Linked DNA regions of Homo sapiens: all the other regions are linked to region 1. Evidence: chromatin loops called from intact Hi-C (ENCODE). Cell type or tissue: CD4-positive, alpha-beta T cell. All regions are shown on one strand. Region 1 overlaps BACH2 (BACH transcriptional regulator 2). Region 2 overlaps BACH2 (BACH transcriptional regulator 2). Region 3 overlaps BACH2 (BACH transcriptional regulator 2).

The links. Hi-C counts contacts between places; a loop is a spot of excess contacts. Peaks named below come from ENCODE experiments on the same cell type or tissue, not always from the same donor. Only the 100,000 strongest peaks of a DNase experiment are listed, where the experiment ranks them.
Region 2: it touches region 1 in a loop (4-fold over the local background); 43 of 110 quality-filtered maps call a loop at or near these places.
Region 3: a loop joins it to region 1, with 5 times the contacts of the local background. A loop is called at or near these places in 7 of 110 quality-filtered maps.

What each region holds. Positions count from the first base shown.
Region 1 is chr6:90,217,474-90,219,973 of GRCh38, reverse strand. All of the region lies in intron 3 of BACH2 (BACH transcriptional regulator 2), which reads left to right. Among named protein-coding and RNA genes, the nearest start is that of BACH2, 78 kb to the left of the region's middle. RefSeq lists an enhancer at 1,607-2,265. In CD4-positive, alpha-beta T cell, no CTCF peak of the experiment used is centred here; DNase peaks (open chromatin) are centred at 143, 1,093 and 1,683; H3K4me3 peaks cover 1,209 bases; H3K27ac peaks cover 1,855 bases.
Region 2 is chr6:90,273,434-90,275,933 of GRCh38, reverse strand. The region is part of intron 1 of BACH2 (BACH transcriptional regulator 2); the gene reads left to right. Among named protein-coding and RNA genes, the nearest start is that of BACH2, 22 kb to the left of the region's middle. In CD4-positive, alpha-beta T cell, a CTCF peak has its summit at 1,062; a DNase peak (open chromatin) is centred at 1,363; H3K4me3 peaks cover 984 bases; H3K27ac peaks cover 1,972 bases.
Region 3 is chr6:89,951,915-89,954,414 of GRCh38, reverse strand. The region is part of intron 6 of BACH2 (BACH transcriptional regulator 2); the gene reads left to right. Among named protein-coding and RNA genes, the nearest start is that of GJA10, 59 kb to the right of the region's middle. In CD4-positive, alpha-beta T cell, no CTCF peak of the experiment used is centred here; a DNase peak (open chromatin) is centred at 1,434; H3K27ac peaks cover 1,229 bases.

The sequences.
Region 1 (2,500 bases):
AAAAAAAAAACTCAGAAAAATACACACTTGGGATCAAACCCTTAGTGCAGAAAAAAGAATCAAAACCTGTAGTTAAGTTGGTTATTTGCAGTGGTGGTATGTCATCCTGTGTGAGACTGACGTCAGGCAGATTGAATGCAGAGGCAAACTTCGGGAGCGTGTGTGTGTGTGTGTGTGTGTGTGTGTGTATGTGTTTTAAAGCCCCACTCCCAGAATATGAAGTGAGTATGAAGGGCACCACAGCAACCCCTGGATCTCTCAAGAATGTACCTGTTTTTAACATGCTGGATCAAGTGTCAGCACTCAGTAGATGAGGAAGGGGTAGAGCCCGACTTGTACAGATTCCGCGGATGGTAAATGGCCCTCTGGCGTGTTTACAATACAGCTGTGCATTCTTAATGGCTCTGCCGCTGCCATGTCAGGTAAAGTTTTCTTTGTACGTGATGAATGGCAGAGAATTCTTTAGCAGAAGGAACCAAAGGAGCTGGGAGGAGGAAAGGGGAAGAGAAGAGCGGAAAAGAGAGAGAAAAAGAAACACACAGCTCCAGAGGGACATAGCCTGTGCTTTGCAGTTGCTTGTGTGGATAGAAACCAGATGGTAAGCTGGAACACCCGCTTGGCTATCTGAGGAGCCAAACATATGGTTAATGGTCGGGAGAAATAGCTTTCAGAGCCAGGGCTTTGCTGACTGCCTCATATTACAGATTGTTACAGTGTGTCATTACATTGCCAACCTAAGTGCTTAATACCCACTGCAGGCGCTGGGCATACACTTACAAGAAAGACTTTTAGCTCTTTGCTGGCTCTAAACAGAGAAGTGACATCATAGGGAGGCTGAAAATGTCTGGTGTTGGAGGTGGGGAGAAGGATAATTTTGTAGTGGAAACAACAATTTTTTTTCTTTTTTTTACAAGCCTTCACTCCACTGAAGTCTACTGTTTTCTGAGAACCTTTTAATACTAGACTGGTTCTCTCACTCTCTCAATCTCTCTTGCGTGCACTCTCACTCTCTGTGTCACACACACACACACACACACACACACACACACACACGGAAAGGAAACCGAAATTCACAGCCCAGGCCATGTCCCCCAACTCCAGTGGATTTGACAGGCCTCGTTCACCTGGAAGCCACATCACTGACTCAGAGGCCCTGCATTTGAAGTTTCTGTTTGGGGAGCTTTGGGCAACAGCAGGCCTGTGTTATCTAAGGAACTGCTGAGCCCATTCATCTGCTTTTCACGGCCCGTTTCCTTTTATTTTTAGCCAAATCCGTCAGGCCTGACAGGCGGGTAATTCGAGCCAGAGAAAGGGCAGAGCTCCAGGTCCTTTCCACAAAGCAATTCTTCTCCTCCCTCCTGGGAGGGCTCCAGACTTGGCCTGCTTCAGGCAGATGGATTTGTTGAGTCATGTGAGATCATTTACACAAAAACACAGTGAGGCAGTGGAAATTAAAAAAAAAAAAAAGAAAGAAAAGAAAAAGAGGAGGGTGGGGGAAGAGGAAAGAGGGGAAGCCAGGGGAATGTGCGCTGCCCTGCTGCTGAGGAGCATAGGAATTTTGCAGTGAGGCAGCTAGACTGAGGAATGCCTAGAGTCATTTGTGTATAAGGTAATGTCTAGTTTACAGAGTGGGGCGGGCCAGGCGAGGACGGCGCCTCCAGCAGCTTGCCTCTGTTTAAAAGAAGAAGGTGTTGGGAAACTTTAAAAAAATTTTTAGAGCAACACCCACCAAACAAAGACCACACTGTTGACAGCGTTGGGTTCCAGTAGCGGTAAACTACCAAGGGGCTGGTTTACAGAAAATGAGTTTGCTCTGTGATGTCATACAAGTTTGCTTTGTCCTGACGCCAACATGACACTGAGGCAGCAGAGGAGGGAGAACAGGAAAATTGGAACCGTACTCTTAGTTAATGGTTTCCAGAGATTATTTAGCAGGACTTGAACAGAGGGAGGAAAATATTGTGAAGGATTGCTGCGAGGTGTACCATAATTGCGGTAGGTAAAACAAAGTCATTACTATGGTTTTCTTGCTCAAGAAGGATTGAGCAATGACTTCAAAATGCCAAGTAAGGTATTATTTTTCCCTACCACAGTATTTATTTTCCTTTAGCTTCTGGGGCATTAAAAAAAAAGACCAACTCTCACATCATGGCAAACAGTATTAATGTTAGTGAATCAATTTTGTTTACTGTTTATACCACAAGCCTTTAAAACATTCCATTAAAAAATTGTCTCCCGCTCATTCATGAAATTCTTTTTTTCCTTCAAATTTGCTTACATGCATTAGCTTTGTTTGGATAGGGACTTTTTCCCTTTTTGGCTGGAGTAAAAGAATGCATAAAAGAATAGTGAGTAGATTATCTAAATGTACATTCTTACAACAAATGTAATGAAAATATGCCGCGTGGATGAGAGGGAATATTTGAAAACAGAAAGAAAAACAGAAATGGGGAGCATTTCAAAATAGTCACCCTGATTATCTTTGTTATGATGCATTTCT
Region 2 (2,500 bases), 56 kb before region 1:
GCAGTGGTGTGATCTCGGCTCACTGCAGCCTCTGCCTCCTGGGTTCAAACTGTTCTCCTGCCTCAGCCTCCCAAGTAGCTGGGACTAAAGGTGCACACCACCATGCCTGGCTAATTTTTTTGTAGAGACTGGGTTTCACCATATTGGCCAGGCTGGTCTCGAACTTCTGACCTCAGATGTTCAGGCCGCCTTGGCCTCCCAAAGTGCTGGGATTACAGGCGTGAGCCGCTACGCCCATCCAGAACAACAGGCACTGGGGCCTACTGGAGAGTGGAGAGTGGGAGGAGGGGGAAGAGCAGAAAAAAAAAAACCTATCAGGTACTAGGCTTAGTACCTGGATGACAAAATAATCTGTACGACAAACCCCCATGACGCAAGTTACCCATATCACAAATCTGCACATGTAACCCTGAAGGTAAAAGTTAAGTAAATAATAAAATATTTTACATTTATTTAAAAATTCTAAAATGGTTGTATTTTAAAAGTAAAAACAAATTTTGGTTAGGATTTGAGCTTATTCCATTTTTCTTCTAATTTTCCAAATTAAATGTAAAATGAGAGCATCCCAGGTAGGGGGAGGTAGGGGAGAAACCAAATAATTTTCAAGTCATATTTGAAGAGCAGGTATGTTCTCTCACGATTTACAGTGCAGGTGCATTTTAATTTAACTGCTTTAAATGATGATAAAAATTGTTCAAGTAGAACAAAGCAAAGTTTTAGAAGTGACTTGTAAACAGCCATTCTTAATTTTTTCCTGTTTTCTCTCCACTTATGTGACTTGCATGAATTTCTGAAGCAGTCCTTTCAAATGACACTGCTCCAAACATGTGAATTGCATTCATCAACAAAATCCAGCCTTTTCCTTTGTAGGACAATGTGGGGTCACGGGGCAAGGGGTCTTTTCTTTGTCTAGCCTGGTGCCAAAGCAAAGACTAGTCCTCCCTGCGTTTGGACCCAGTGACATGTTTCCATTTGTCATTGAACACTAGGGGGAGGAACTGTAGCCTCTGAGGTACCCCCATTTGGTCCTCACCCTCTACCAGAGGATTTGCTGCTTCAGCCTCTTCAGTGCCCCAGGTATTTGATGCAAAGATTATGCACTTATGCTGCCAGTTATCAGGGTTGTGTGGGTGTCTTTAGAGGGGTCTCCCCTTAGCATCAGGTCTCAATGACAGAATCTAAATAACACAGGTTACTCATCACGAGTTAAAGATTTTTTCCCTTTTCACATTGATGCTTCTGATATACTTTTATACGTTAGCTGATTGTATGTGCGTACTTTGTGGCTGCAAAGATGCAGCTGGAAAGTGTGTGGGGGTTGTCTGCTTCCTCTGAGGCTGCTACAGGTGGTCAGGTGGGGGCGGCTGTGATAAAGGTACAGCACCCACTTCCGCCAGCTTGTCTTGTGCGCCCTGTAACCCACTGCATGAACCCGAGTGGCACTTCAACCGGATTTTCTTGTTGGCACTTTTATCTTTCACTGCTTCTGACTTGCCTGTTGAGGTTTATGACTAAGGTTGTGATTAAAAATTCCCTTTTTAGGTATGAAAAGTCTTTTCAATTACTTTGTGTTCCTTTTTTTGTTTTGTTTTGTTTTTGTTGTGTGTGGACTTTCTGGGTTTTGTAAAAATGAATCTTAAAAAAATCTTAATATTATGTAAGAGTTAGATAAAGGTTAAGTAGCTAATATATTCTCTCATCAGGGCATAGAATCAACGTATGTTCTTGGAAGATTAAGTGTGTCAAAATGCATTTTATGATGGAAGCACTGTCAGTTGTTTAGAATAGGCATGGAAAAGCCCTTTTCAGAATATTGTCATAAAATCAGACTTGGAAAGGTTTTCGTTTATTCAGTCTGTATTCCCCTATCTGTCTGTTTAATCTCTGCATATTACTGTCCTTGGAGCACGGAGAAACGTGAGCTACCCTTGGAGGTTTATAGTCCCACTGGAAGGGAACTAATGTTTACGCCTGATTATATGATAGGAGCTTTACATGTTCTTATTCAGTCTTTGAGGAAACCTTATAAATAAGATAATAACTTTTTCAGAGAAAGAAGCTGGGGTTCTGAGACATTACCCACTTAGGGGCACCCAGAGGAAAGAGCAAGACCTCCAGCTCCATCACCAGTAATTTCCAGCCTGTGAGCTTCCCTCCACACTCAGTAATTTAAAAAACAACTTGATTTAGGGACATCTAGTAAATATTCTAGAAGTTCAGAGGCAGAAAAGCTAGTTTGCAGCTGAAGTACTCAGATTTCCCACTGGCTGAGTGGGAAATCAGACCCGAGCCTTGACAGTGGGCAGAATTTGTATAGAGGAGCCAAGAGAAGAAGAGTTTCCACACTGTATAAGCCAAATGATGGAAGGTGTAATAACAAAGGAAGGGTGAGCACACAGGTTTAGGAGATGCTGTGTGGGCCAGTCCAGCTGGGAGCCATTACCATTTAACACTTAATGGAGTGCTTACTGTGCTAGGCACTCTTCTAAGTTCTTCACAC
Region 3 (2,500 bases), 270 kb after region 1:
CTAAATGACTAGTTAATGGGTGCAGCACACCAGCATGACACATGTGTACATATGTAACCTGCACATTATGCACATGTACCCTAAAACTTAAAGCATAATAATAATAAAAAAAAAAAGAAAAACTGTGTGAACAGTATAAATAGCATTGAAATTAGTTTCCTACATTTCCCATATAGTGAGCACCTTTGCCAAAACTCAAGAAGTGTCTTATCCACCCTTTTGGCAACTGGCACATTACAGAGGAGCATAGGATCATTACGAGGGCAGGGGTCAACTCTGCATTGATTTCACCATTTCTTTCTTTGTGGTGGAGCCATGTGGCAGTAAAGGAATAGGTCATGTGACATTCTTGTCATCTTCTTCAGTTACCTATAAATACACATTTCCTTGCTTTTTTACTTTCTTTTAAAGATTCTTGGAAGAAAAGGACATAAAACAGATGTATTGTCAGTACTACATTTGCTGAACCTATTACCATGTCAGCTTAGCAGGATACAAAAGTGTCGGTCAGACCTCCTTTTTAATACTGGTACTGTGACACGGGGCAAACAAAGACCCTTGCCTGCCTGCCTTTGATCAGTTGATCGGTTCAGTTAGTTGGTTTACATGATGCCTTGCTCCAAAAGTAACTTGAGACAACACTCTCTAAACATACTGTGTTGTCACCTTGCATACACAGTAGTAGTATGTTAGGACACAGTTTGACTCATGACATATTTGGTAACATACAAGCTTTTAACAAGTATTTACCATGTGAGAGACCCCAGGTTAGATTAGATGCAAGGTTACAAAGACAGACAAAACCATTCCTGATCTGAAGGAGCTTGCTGTCTTATGGTAGAAACAGGCACAATTAGGTATAATAAAAGGGAGATGGCACTGATTGCCCATATAGAATTTATAATGTGGGTCTAGCAGTCATGGCTTTTTGTTTTGTTTTTTTAACCAAATATCTCTGGACTCATCATCTGACAGAAAAATTTAATGTGGAATCTTACTTGAGTACTTTAAAAAGATTAACAATTAAAATCCCGTTCAGTTACATGTCTAAGAAATTTCCGTTACTGGAAAGAATGCAATGATATGAAATCAGTGCTGCCCTGGAGAATCCAGCACGTCTCCTCATCTGGCTATGAGAGCTGAGAGGACAATGTCATTCATTCTCTCTAAGAGGACTGGAGAGCACTCCCAAAGGAGTGAATGTCCAGGTTGAATCTTGAACATCAATTACAGGTCCTTGCAAGAATTTTGGCTCTGTATGCTGCGGTGAGTTTAATACACACAGAAGTCAGCTACAAAGTTTACCAGTTCACCTTGCTGTGCACTCACTCCCCCCGCTAAAATTTTGTATCACTGCTACCATAGCCTCTAGCAAGGACCCCATGATTGCTGCTTTCATTTGATTTGTACAGGATTTGTAGACATGCGTCACCTTCCTGTGTGGTCAGCAGTGCTTGCAAGAACCTAGAGGATGTGTGGTTTTATGTGCAGGGTAAGGAAGCTTACCCTGATGAACACCAGCAAGTTTAATCCATTTCCATCTGAAAAAACAATTGGCCTTAGGCAACATATTCTTAATTGTCTAAGTCATTGTGTGTGAGCAGGCATGCGTGTGGGCACACACGTGTTTGTGTGCATATGCAAGCTGTGCATAAATAGCACACTTTCAATCTTTGTAAAATATAACAGATAAGCAGCAAATGACAGTAGGCTTAGCCCCTGAAGATTTACCAGGAAAAAAAGACAGCTGCATGGCAAAGCTGCTGCTAATAATTAGGGAAGGAATAGCCCATACCCTGTGCCACTCAGCAGCTTCAACCATTTAAATGAGAGCCGGTTTGTTTAACTCTGCAACCCCCATTCATTATGGGCCAGGGGTTGATTTCATCTTGAGCACACCACTTTTGATTGTTGTCATCTCTGGTGAGATAATGAGATCATCATCATCATAAGATCAGGTAGACATGATGACCGAAAGTCTCAAGTAGAAACTGTGATGGATGAGCAAAACAGGAGTTGTTTTAATGTCTCTTTTAACATTGTAAGTGAGGAAAACCTATTTTTACAACTCCCTGGAGTTAGTTTTTTGCAGGGTCACATTGCCATTTTTGTGGTTGACAAGAAAACGTTAAGGCTCTCTTGGGCTCCAGCAAGCTGCAAGAAGTGTCACAACACTCCCCCCTCGTGTAGAATGGCTCTCAACAGGACTGATTGGGAGGGAAATTAATAGGCTCCCCATTGTCACCGTGCATTTTTGCCAGGATATTTCATTAGTGTAAACACTGAACCCGTTGTCATCTTGTTTAGCCACTTGACCCTGGTGATTTTCAATTCTGCCTGTGCTGTGATGGAGTACAACAGTGGCATGCACGAGACAGGCACTAATTATTGGAAGCAGAATCATTGCTGACCCAGTACTACAAGATTAACTGCCCCTTTGCAGTCTTTATTCTGGGACATTAGCACTGTCTGGTTATCTTGCTTCAGTTGAGGGATTCGG